Regions from separate parts of the Homo sapiens genome. Here region 2 is linked to region 1. A link is a contact called in ENCODE Hi-C data. All regions are on one chromosome and are shown on one strand. The core of a region is the stretch at or near the end of the contact, and the rest is flanking DNA. Distances in the headings are between cores, read along the strand shown. Region 1 holds the start of TTC39B (tetratricopeptide repeat domain 39B). Region 2 holds the start of MTAP (methylthioadenosine phosphorylase).

Region 1 (4,354 bases), core at 1-2,500:
TGTCTCTCTGTCATGCAGAGGAGCTGTAGTTCAGTTTTTGTTTTTTGTTTATTTTACGGAGCACATTTAAAGTATAGTCTTCCTTGTCAGGAGATTCCTGGCACTAAAGAGATGGACGGGAAACTTAACCGCCTCCTCCAGATCGTCCACTATTGCATCATTTGAAACCAAAGCCTTCTAAAGGCAGCGACTCGCACAATTCAAGTCAGGTAAGATGGCAGGAACAGCAGCTGTGGGTGCTGGCTGCTGCTGGAGCCTCGGTCTCAACTTCAAGAGCAGGGAGAGCGCTGTCTCTGGAGTTGCCAGGTGCTGAAATGAATAGTCAATAAATCAACAGGTCCGGCGCGCTAGCCCCTGGGTGCTCAGGCCCGGGCGCGCCACGACTGAAGGAGTGGCTAATTACTCAAACACAGTTGAAACCAAAGGAGGCCGGAGTCGGTTCTCAAAGTGGTTTCCCTCCGGCCACCACCGACTCTGAGGACCTGCTAGGGGAAGTGTCCCGGCCCCGTGGAGGGAGAGGGAAGCACCACAGCCTGGGCTGCGGCTCTAGCCCTCCAGCCCCAGCCCCTGGCAGCCCTGCCCTGCTGTCGCGGCAGGTACCCCTCTACTCATTGTTCCTCAGGCTGCCCCCTCTTTTCATCAATCGTAAGCCTTTCGGTTCTGCCACCAGGAAACTTCCATAGAAGGTGAGATTCCCAGGTCGAGGGATGATTCCACGAACACCCAGAGAGCCAGTGCCAGGACTTCAGGGTCAGACTTCGTAAAGCCCAGGCGTCGCTGGGCCGGCCCGGAACAGCTCAGAGCTGCGGGTCCTATGGTCCCGCGCCCTCACGCCCATCCAAGTGCTGGCAGGACGTGGGTCCTCCATCCCCACGACTCGCGGGGCCGGCGCTCCGAACCTCGGCACTGCGTCCGCTCCGCGCGCCGCAGGGACCCTCCTAGCTCCAGCGGGGACAGACCTACCAAGGCCGGGCGCCCCCACCCGGCGCCCGCCAGCCCACCCCAGAGAGGGGACCAAGGGGGCGGGGCCTCGGCCGTCCTAGCCGGGCTCACTCTTCTCTCCCGGACTCCTGTCCAGGGCTTCAGGGGCCGGGCCCGCAATCCCCATCGGATCGTACCTCGTCCGCTTCCAGCTCCGCTCGGCTGCCTAAGAGCGCCATATTCCTCCTCTGGCTGCTGCCACCCAAAAACCAAGCAGGGAACTCAGAGCCGACTCCTGCTCTCGGCTCTGGGCTCAGCCCAGCGCAAAGGAGGGCAAAAGGGGACGGCCCGGCGCTCCCTCCGGGTCTCGGGCGGGGCCTGAGTGCAGCTACTCGATTTCCCCGCCCCCGGAGCCGGCAGGCCAGCACAGCATCCATTTCCTCCCCGGACGCCGCGCCGCTGGCCGGGCCACTTGCCCGGCCCCCAGCGGGCGGCAGCCCCGCCCAAGTGGGTGGAGTCACCTCCCAGATAAAGTTTCCCGGTCTGGCACGCCCTCTGGGAGGGTTTCCTAAGCTTTCCTGCCGCCTGTTCTCTGCGGTGGCTGGGCACACCTGGAAAGAAGCTAGAGAGCGCGGGCATGACGAAGCCAAGGTCAAAGCAGCGCCCCACCTGGGGTCCGTGGAAGCATCCACCTGGTCTTTGGTCCGGTGCCAGTCCTTTTCCCTCGCCAGGTGGCCACCGCATCTCGCAGATGGTGTGGCCTGAGGGCAGCCTTGGGTCACGGTCACTGGTCCCCGAGAGGCCTCTGACACACCACCCACCTGGACTGTAGGTGGAAGGACTCTGCTTGCTTCTGTGTTCAAAAAATAGAAAAAAACGCGGGACAGAGATTTATACATATTGGAACTCCTCTACTTCCCCCTACCCGGACAGTGTATTCTCCCCATAGCATCCTGTATTTTGTAACTCCAAACATAGGTGTATAATTCGTGCTTGAACTATAAACTCCATGGGGGTAGGATGCTATCTGTCCTCTTCAAGACTGTATCCCCAACACCCAGAACAGTGTCTTGCACATCGTAGGTGCTCAACAGATATTTGTTGGCTGAGTTTAGAAACTGAACCTTGCTTCTGACATGTAAAATAACTGGAAAATTAAAAGCTAGATCTTTAAGAGTTTGGGGGAGAGAGGTCAGATTTACTTTACATACAGAAAAATGCACCAAGTTAAATGTGTGATTCAGTGACAAGTGTTTACAAAGCATCCCAGTCATAATATAGAACATCCTGAAAAGTTTTCTGTGACCCTTTGCTGTCAATTTCCTACCTCCGCTCCCTAGCCTCTGTCAATCACTGATCTGCTATCAACATCGATTTGCCTTCTCTAGAATTTCATATAAATTTAATTAGAGCATGTGGTCTTCCATGTCTGGCTCATGAAAGGCTATTTAATAGTCATCCAGTGATAACTGTAAAAACAGCTAATAGTTCTTGAGTCCTTACTATGTGCCAGGACTCTACTGAACCTCTTGCATATAGTATTTCATTTATTCTTCATAACCCCATAAAGTAGGGTGCTGTTCTCTTTCAGATGAGTAAACTGAGGCTCAGAGAGTTCAAGTAATATGCCTGAGGCCAGACAGCAGTTAAGTAAGTAGGGATGCCAGCATCTGAACCCCAGCAGTCTAACTCTAGGGCCTAGCTGATAACCATTGCTTTGTACTGTACTGGCTCTAGCCACCCTCCCTCTCTTTCTTTCTGTGTCAGTAGAGCAGTTGTCTGTGCAAGTCCATTACATACATTTTCAGTGAGTCACTTTGCATCCTTAATACTTGCTGTACAATTTTAATGGCTTGGCATGTACTTTTGTACTAGAATAATAAAATGGTTTCTACAGCAGAAACATTGAAAAAATGGGTTAGATCGTGTGATGGTTGCTCAACTCTCTGAATTGTCTAAAAATCCTTGAATTGTGTACTTACAATAGGTGGAACTTATGATTATGTAAATTATATCTTAGTAAAGCTGTTTTAAAAAAACTAGCTGACACAGGCTAGGTGTGGTGGCTCACGCCTGTATGGGATTACAGCACTGGGAGACTGAGGAAGGAGGCTAACTTGAGTTTAGGAGTTCGAGACTAGCCTGAGCAACATAGCAAGACCCAATTTCTAAATAATAATACTTTTTTTTTTTGAGAGACAGTTTCACTCTCATCTCCCAGGCTGGAGTGCAATGGCTCGATCTTGGCTCACTGCAACCTCCGCCTCCTGGGTTCCCACTAATCTGTAAATTGCTTAGAAGGAGGCACTATCTTATTCATCAGTGCAGGTACTCAATAAAAAAGCTCCAGGTGCAGTGGCTCATGCCTGTAATCCCAACACTTTGGGAGACCGAGGCGAGCGGATCACGAGGTCAGAAGTTCGAGACCAGCCTTACCAACATGGTGAAACCCAGTCTCTACTAAAAATACAAAAAGCAGCTGGGCATGGTGGTATGCGCCTGTAATCCCAGCTACTGAGGAGACTGAAGCAGGAGAATTGCTTGAACCCTGAAGGCGGAGGTTGCCGTGAGCCGAGATCGTGCCATTGCACTCCAGCCTGGTGAAAAGAGTGAAACTCCGTCTCAAAAATAATAATAATAATAATACTTTTATTATTTAGAACACATGCTCTGAACACTTAGAATCAGATGGACCAGAAGAGACATAGAGTTTGTTTAATTCCAATACCCTTGAAAGTTTCCATTCCTTCCCAGACCCCCAACCCACTCCTACCTCCTCCTATGTTTCACTTTCTGAGGCTAGAATTCCTATCCAGGTCCAGATTCTACTCTGTATTACTCATGCATGGTTCTGTTTTTCAAAGTTCATTGGTTCCTGAATTGATAGCACATCCTTTTGACATGAAGCCATCTCACTGGTAGCTTCTTCTCCCATATGCTGTTATTCTGCCTTTGGAATTTCAACTCTTCAAATTTTGAAGAGATCCAAACAAACTTCGCTCTAATTAGTGACAGAATTATGTTATAATGAAAATCGAGTACAATTTTTCAAAAATCTATACTTATAATTGAAGCTTGATTGGTGTTTTTGTTGTTGAATTTTTTACATATCAGGGATCAAACCTGAAGTCTCGTATGTTTTAAATTCACGGCAGGAGATAAGCAACATTCATGTTTCAATTATAAACACTGAATGAATAAATGTATTCTAGCCACTGGAACGTCTAATCAAATTTGCTTTGCTCAGGGCAGCTGTCAGCTTTGCCTATACAAGAGTGATTTTATCGTGAATCACAAATATAAAAGTTTTTCTTCAAAGAACAATTAGAATGGATTTGTTTTTACACAGAATTCCCCTTGCAAGTTTGCTGATAATGTTATACTCTAGCAGTCAAGTGAGATTACTCAGATATTCCATATCCCAGAAGTAATT
Region 2 (6,379 bases), core at 3,038-5,537, 6.5 Mb after region 1:
CCTGGGAGTCCAGGGTAGATGGCCATTCTGTTAACCTGAATATGCTTTTAATGTGCAGCATTAATCTAAGAAAAGTGAAAAAATGGTGAGATTTTACTTCAAAAAATCCAAATTATATGCAACTTAAGTCATCTTCAGTAGAGTTTCAGAAATGATAGGGGAGATACAATTTGAAGTGAACTTTGAAGACAAGACAAGGTGATTTGCAATGAAGGATATTTCTAGGGTAAAAGGGACTTTGAATAGAAGGAACGAATAAAGAAAACTGAAGGAGAACTTGATTCTATTGCAACAAGAAACATATGGCTAATTCCAACTATCTGGAGCATACCAACTTTAAAGCAGACTGTCAAAACTGACCCTACTTAACTCATTTTAAAGCATGGGGTTCTTCCCTCAACCAAAAACACAGATGCCAGGTTACACTTTATAACTGGACTCTCCACTTTCATTAAAGGTCATTATAAGGAATTGCCACCTAAAATGTGATGTAAATATTTTTTGAGAAACCTAGTATATCACTTGCAATTCCCTCTATAAAGTACCTGCAATAAATGCATTTTTAATATTAGATTTCAGTAATATTTTCTTCACTTGTGACATACTACTTATTTTGTTTTATCACTATGATAATGGGAGAATGGAACACTTCTCTTTGTTTTTTGTTCTTATTTCCTTAAAGTTTTAGAGTAATAGTCACATACTAACCTATAAGAAATTTAGAAAGGTTCAATTAGGCCTTCTATGACAAAAATATCTAAGTCTCTAGTTACTAAAATGTTAATGTTTATGTTGTATCATGGTCTATACTGCAGAGTCAGGGTAAAGACACATAGCTGTATTTTTTAGATCAATAATTTGTTCAGTTATTTACAATCAAGAGTGTTAAGAGAACTTGGATTGCAGACAAATCTCTTATACATTTATCCAATTATATTCAATGTTTTTTCAGAAGGGTACCTTAGGACTGGCCTGGTACATACTTGCATATCTTTTGCTTCTTAATAAACACTAGCCACTATTTTCTTTTCAGTACATTTTTTTTCCTTCTTGGGCAGGATAAAGAGAAGTTGATTATTCTGATAATTGCCTGTGGAGAAGTTTCTTTGGATACAATTTTATTAAGGGCATTGAGTCTCTGAGTTTAACTTTTTTCTTCCCAATGACCACACTGTGCACAACGATGATGTTGTGGATTTTGAACCTGAATTTATACCAGTTCAGACATCTTTGGCTTCTTCATGCTGGCATAGGCTTGCCTGGCTGAGAATCTGAAGATGCAATAATTTTTAAAATGTATTACTGTCATTATTATAATTAGTTTACTTATTGTTCCCCCAGATATTTTTTCAACAATGTTCTGCTAAATCTAGAGTGGCTGCTTGCTAATAGAACTTTAGCTTTTTCACAAAGCTTCCAATGTGGGAATCTAATCCATTGTCAAAAGTAGTGGCCAAAATGTCCCTACTCATTGTGGCTGTGATACAGGTGTATTGTAAAAAGATGTGATTCACACACCATTGGGGATCTCTAAGCACACCTCCATGTTATTTAGAATTTTTATTTTGGCCCAAATATCTACAAGGTAGTGGGGAGTTATGTGAGTTTCTTAGGCCATGACAACTTGCCAGCTTTAATACCTTCAGATGAGGATGGGTTACCAGCCAGCTTGGGCCCATTTTGTAGTACCCATCCAGGACAGACATACTGGTCAGGGGCAGAAATATAACAATTCAGTGGGAAAGCTGATATGGTTGGCTGAGGTGATACATTTCATGCATTTGTGTGAATACTTCCTCCTGAAGATTTGATGATTCTGGAATGGTTTGGAGACGACTTCAAAAATAACATGTTTAGTAAAAGGGAACTGTAGGACACTGAAGAACCACTGCTCAAGACCCAACATAGTCAGCTACTGGTGATAACCATTTCAGTACTTTGTTGGCTAGGACCTAGAAGTTGGGAAGACATTTATGAGAGATTATCAAAAAGGGAGAAGCTGTTGGAATCCTTATACTGTTTCATAATCAGAATTGTTGTAAGGTGACCTAGTTCTTGATAATTATCTTTAGAAAAGCAAGGGTACAGGTTAACAGAGGGGGATTTATAGGATAAGAACAGAAGGGCAGGGCAAAATCTATGTTCACAAATAGACCGACTCTCCTTGTCTTGTTGACATAGTAATCAAAAAGGGAGACCACTGAAAATTTTTGCGTATTCAAAATTATTGAAAATTTTGTCTTCCTTTTATTTTAGGGCTTGTTAAGAAAAAACATGACCCAAAATTTGGAAATAAGGCAAAAATATTACTGCCTACCTTTTCAAAGATACTGCACTAAAGAAAGCACTGTCCCACAGGACTGCCCAAGGGTTATCCAAGTCTGGGTAGCAAGGGGTCGTCTGATTCAGGCACTACCCTGAGCGGAAAACAATGGCCCAAGACCTCGACCAAACCCAGCTCTCCACCTGTTTTTGTACAGCTTTGAACTGAGAATGCTTTTTTACAATCTTAAGTGGTTGAGAAAATATCAAAAGTAGAATAATATTTTGTCACATGTAAGTTTACATGAAATTCAAACTTTAGAAGAATTTCCTCTTCACAGACATCACATCTTCAAGAGCAAATGCTTGAGCCCTAACCTGCAAGTTATAGTAGAAAAGTCCAGAAGTCCAGCCTGGTCCTCGCCAAGTTTCCAACTCCTATGCCTAGGGGTATTTTATGCTTACAGGATCTAACTTGGTTACAACGTCTAACTTTTAGCAGAGAGGCAGTGCTGAGTAGAAACTGGACTTGTTAACCATATCAAGTCACTTAAGTTGGCTAGGATCCCCTACTTAGGTAGCGGCCATAAAGCCTAGGGCATCCCTGTGCCCTCAATGGTTCACTTCTGAGTGGTGGGCTTCCTGCTCCTCAATAGAGCAATCGGCAGAAAGGCCCCTAGAAAGCTACATTGTCTTCATCCGCGAAGGATTCCCTGTCTCCTATTCCTCAAAGGAGCACCCGGATTCTACTTTCATTCTTCTTTTGCCATTGCATTTTATAACTTAAAAGAAATAGATGATTGTAACAGAAGAAAGAAAACTTTACATTGTGAGAAAATTTAGACCTAAAGCTTATAGTAATGTGAGGACGAAAGTCTATACTGTTTAAGTAAATAGGTTCTATGAGCAGCATCCAGGCTAACATCACACAGTGGTATTTTGAATTAAATTGTACTTGTGTTTTGTTTCCGTGTTTTGCTGCTGTAAGGAAAGAGGAAAGCATCCCCTTTCTCGGCCCTCCTCCCACGTCCAGGCTAATTTGCAGCATTTCTACATCTCAGAGTCCACCCTTAAGATCCTTGCCACCCATTATTTTGTTTCAGAACGCTTAATCCATCAAGGAAGGTTAAATTGGATTACCCCAGTAGGGAAGGGACGGGGGCTGTAAGCATGAGGGATTATCCCTGTAAAGGGCTCGTGGTGTGTGTGTGTGTGCGTCCTGCTAGTGTTGAATGACGGAGACCTGAGTTTGGATTCTGAATCCAGGTGTATTCGATGCCGCTCCGGCGTAGAACGGGTTAAAGATGCCCCCAGCCAGGTAGAGCCAGACTGGGAGTTGTGCAAGGTCTCAACCCCCTAAAAGCGGCCCCTCAAATTGAAGATGAGTAAATCATAGTTCGTAAATCAGAAAGATTATCCAGTACTACGTTACTCTGTTTATTTCCCTTTCGTCATCCCTGAGTCTTGGGTCAAGTCCATCCCAGCTCTGTCCTCCAGGAATCAAGGGAAATACGCAAACCCGCGGTGGGTTCGCAGCCGCAGGAAGGACAAATCTTGCCCCCGCCGCGGCGGCCGCCCCGCGTTAGCTGCCTAAGAGAATCTCCGTGGCCGGCCAGTACCCGCCTTGGTGAGGATTCTCCCTCCCGCGAGAACTTCTGGAATGCCGCCGGGCCAGATTTTGCAGCTGAGGCCTCCGACGCCACTAATATTGGGCCAAGCAGGGAGTGCTGCTCTTCCTTATAAGGTTTTAGCGAAAGTTAAGTAAGCCAATTAAAGTGCAAAACACACAGTCTGGAACAATACAGCGCTCTATAAATGGTCTCCATTATTATCATTATCCGTTAGTTATAACTGGGGATAAAAAAAAAAAAAAAACGACAAAAACCTGGAGAACCGGAAAGGTCTGCAAAAGGGGCGGAACGCGGGAACTTCGATTTGGGGAAGGGGTGGCGGGGGAGATCCCACACAAGCAGCCAATCCAGCTGTCCCGGGGAGGAAGAGGAGGAGTCAAGGCCCGCCCCTGGTCTCCGCACTGCTCACTCCCGCGCAGTGAGGTTGGCACAGCCACCGCTCTGTGGCTCGCTTGGTTCCCTTAGTCCCGAGCGCTCGCCCACTGCAGATTCCTTTCCCGTGCAGACATGGCCTCTGGCACCACCACCACCGCCGTGAAGGTGAGATGAGCCCTCCCAGCCGCAGCGGTTCGCCCTGCCGGATGCCTTCTCGCCCCCGCGCCGGGGGACCGCGCCTCCGGGGGCCATGCGCCCGGCCCGTGCGTCCCTTGCCGCCGCGGGGAGGGACTGGGGCGCGGCACTCGGGACTCACTTGCCGCGCGAGGAGAGGGTACGCTTGCAAATGATCCCCCTGCCGCACCGCCAACACACACACACACACACACACACACACACACACACACACACACACACACACCACCTTTTGGCTTATCTGCACCCGCACCCTGTAGGGCGTAGGCACCCCTTTAGAGAGAGAGGTCGTGGATGGGAGAGGCTGCACCCATGCCACCACCATTCCTGAGAACCACTCTTCTTCCAAGAAAGACACCCGGCTGGAGTCAGGAGGTGTCCGGGCGCCTGCAGCTTCTGTGACCGTCTCCTGGTGCCTTGCGGGACTCCAGCTTCCGCTCTCTGACTCTGCTTGTTGCCTGCGGCCCACGTGGGAGAACTGCTTACTTGCTCTTTTGTATGCTTCCGGCTTCTTTTTCCTCCAAACGTAGGCCTTCTCCGCGCTGAAGTTTTCCCCAGCAGCGTAATACTGTAAGAATTCTGAGACTTTCTTCGAAAAGGAGTACAGGCGTCCGTTTTTAGGGCTGCACTGTTTGGAGGCCTCTGGCTTGAAACTGCTTTGTTTTGCAGCCTTGCAAGTTAGAGTTCAATTTCCTTGTGCCCTAGGCCCTGAGAGGCCTTGATACAAGGGGTCATTGTGCGGTGGGAAGCTTTGTGCTGAGGAGGGCACGAGTTCTGAGAGTAGCAGCTGGCTTCCCTGGGGTTTTAAACACTTCTCTCCTGGTTAGTATTCCGAGAGAGAATTACAGCACGTAAAGAAAAATTGATGATAAAACTTAAGACCTCTTCTAGGCAGTTTATTACTGGCTAAGAATGCGTTCTTGTTTGATTTTTAGAAATTTTTGGCCTATGGGATAGGAAGGTCTGCGATCTTCTCCAAAGCATCTCGATTCCCTACACTCGACTGCAGTTTTCCCGGGAGAAGGCGAATTTCTGCGGTCAGTGTGTAATCAGCCAGATTAGTTTATTACGCCCTTGCAGGTTTAAATGAGCCACTTAGAATGAGAGGAATGGTGAAGGGTGTTGCATCCAGACTTATATATGAAACTTATTTTGTCATTTTGAAAAGAATCTTGCATCCAGCAAATATTTATAGAAGGCCTCTCCCCTGCCTTCATTGTTTGGCGGAAACAAGGCAGAAATGGTTTTCATGAAACTCGTGTGAAGTATGTGACTTCTCTTAGGTGCTCATCTATAAACTGAGAATTTTACTGCAGAATTTGCTAGGAGGGCTAGAATTATATTGTCTATGTTGCACATGGTAGAAGCTTATTAAGTGGTAGTGCTTATAAGTGGGGGAACTGAGATTAATTTTGAATGATCTTTTCCCCAAAAATTATTAAGTTATTGTGTTAGGTATCATTAGGCCACAACTTTTCACCTTATCCTTGCAGGAATACACTTCAAGCGCCATTAAAAATGGAGAAATGGTGTTTAAAACAGTCTTACTTTAATCTGGTTAGCATTCTCCCTGCCACAGGGTTTCCCTTCAAATTAATGCAGTGCATTTAAGTGCAGAATGGGCAATGGGATTCTCAGAGACCTGATGTAAATATTGAATAGTGTGTATTTTTGGTCTTGGCAAGCTTCTGGATATAAAATTAAGAGGTACATATGGTGCTAGGACTGCCTGCTGATTTCTCTTTTAATTTAGAACAGATGACAGCTTTGCCGTAGAGATTCCATGATGCCAGCACCGTATTCCCCAGACTTCTAAGGCAACATTCTGTATAGAAGATGTGAGGTGCCAGTGTCCAGAGCAAAATAGGTTAATAAAAACCACATCCTATTCCCAAATTATAGAATGATGGGGCTGG

Evidence for each region. Hi-C counts contacts between places; a loop is a spot of excess contacts on that map. Pooled maps may share reads with other maps.
Region 2: a pooled map shows a loop between it and region 1 (4-fold over the local background). The contact joins the promoter of MTAP here to the promoter of TTC39B in region 1. A Hi-C loop is called at or near these places in 6 of 50 pooled maps.

The regions. Positions count from the first base shown.
Region 1 is chr9:15,305,966-15,310,319 of GRCh38, forward strand. It overlaps TTC39B (tetratricopeptide repeat domain 39B), which reads right to left and starts at 1,251. Exons shown (of 20, transcript NM_152574.3): 1 at 1,119-1,251. The coding sequence starts at 1,160. RefSeq lists enhancers at 1-452, 1,016-1,578 and silencers at 816-1,135, 1,166-1,505.
Region 2 is chr9:21,798,349-21,804,727 of GRCh38, forward strand. It overlaps MTAP (methylthioadenosine phosphorylase), which reads left to right and starts at 4,288. Exons shown (of 8, transcript NM_002451.4): 1 at 4,288-4,433. The coding sequence starts at 4,401. RefSeq lists enhancers at 3,167-3,797, 3,798-4,426, 4,921-5,130 and a silencer at 4,471-4,630.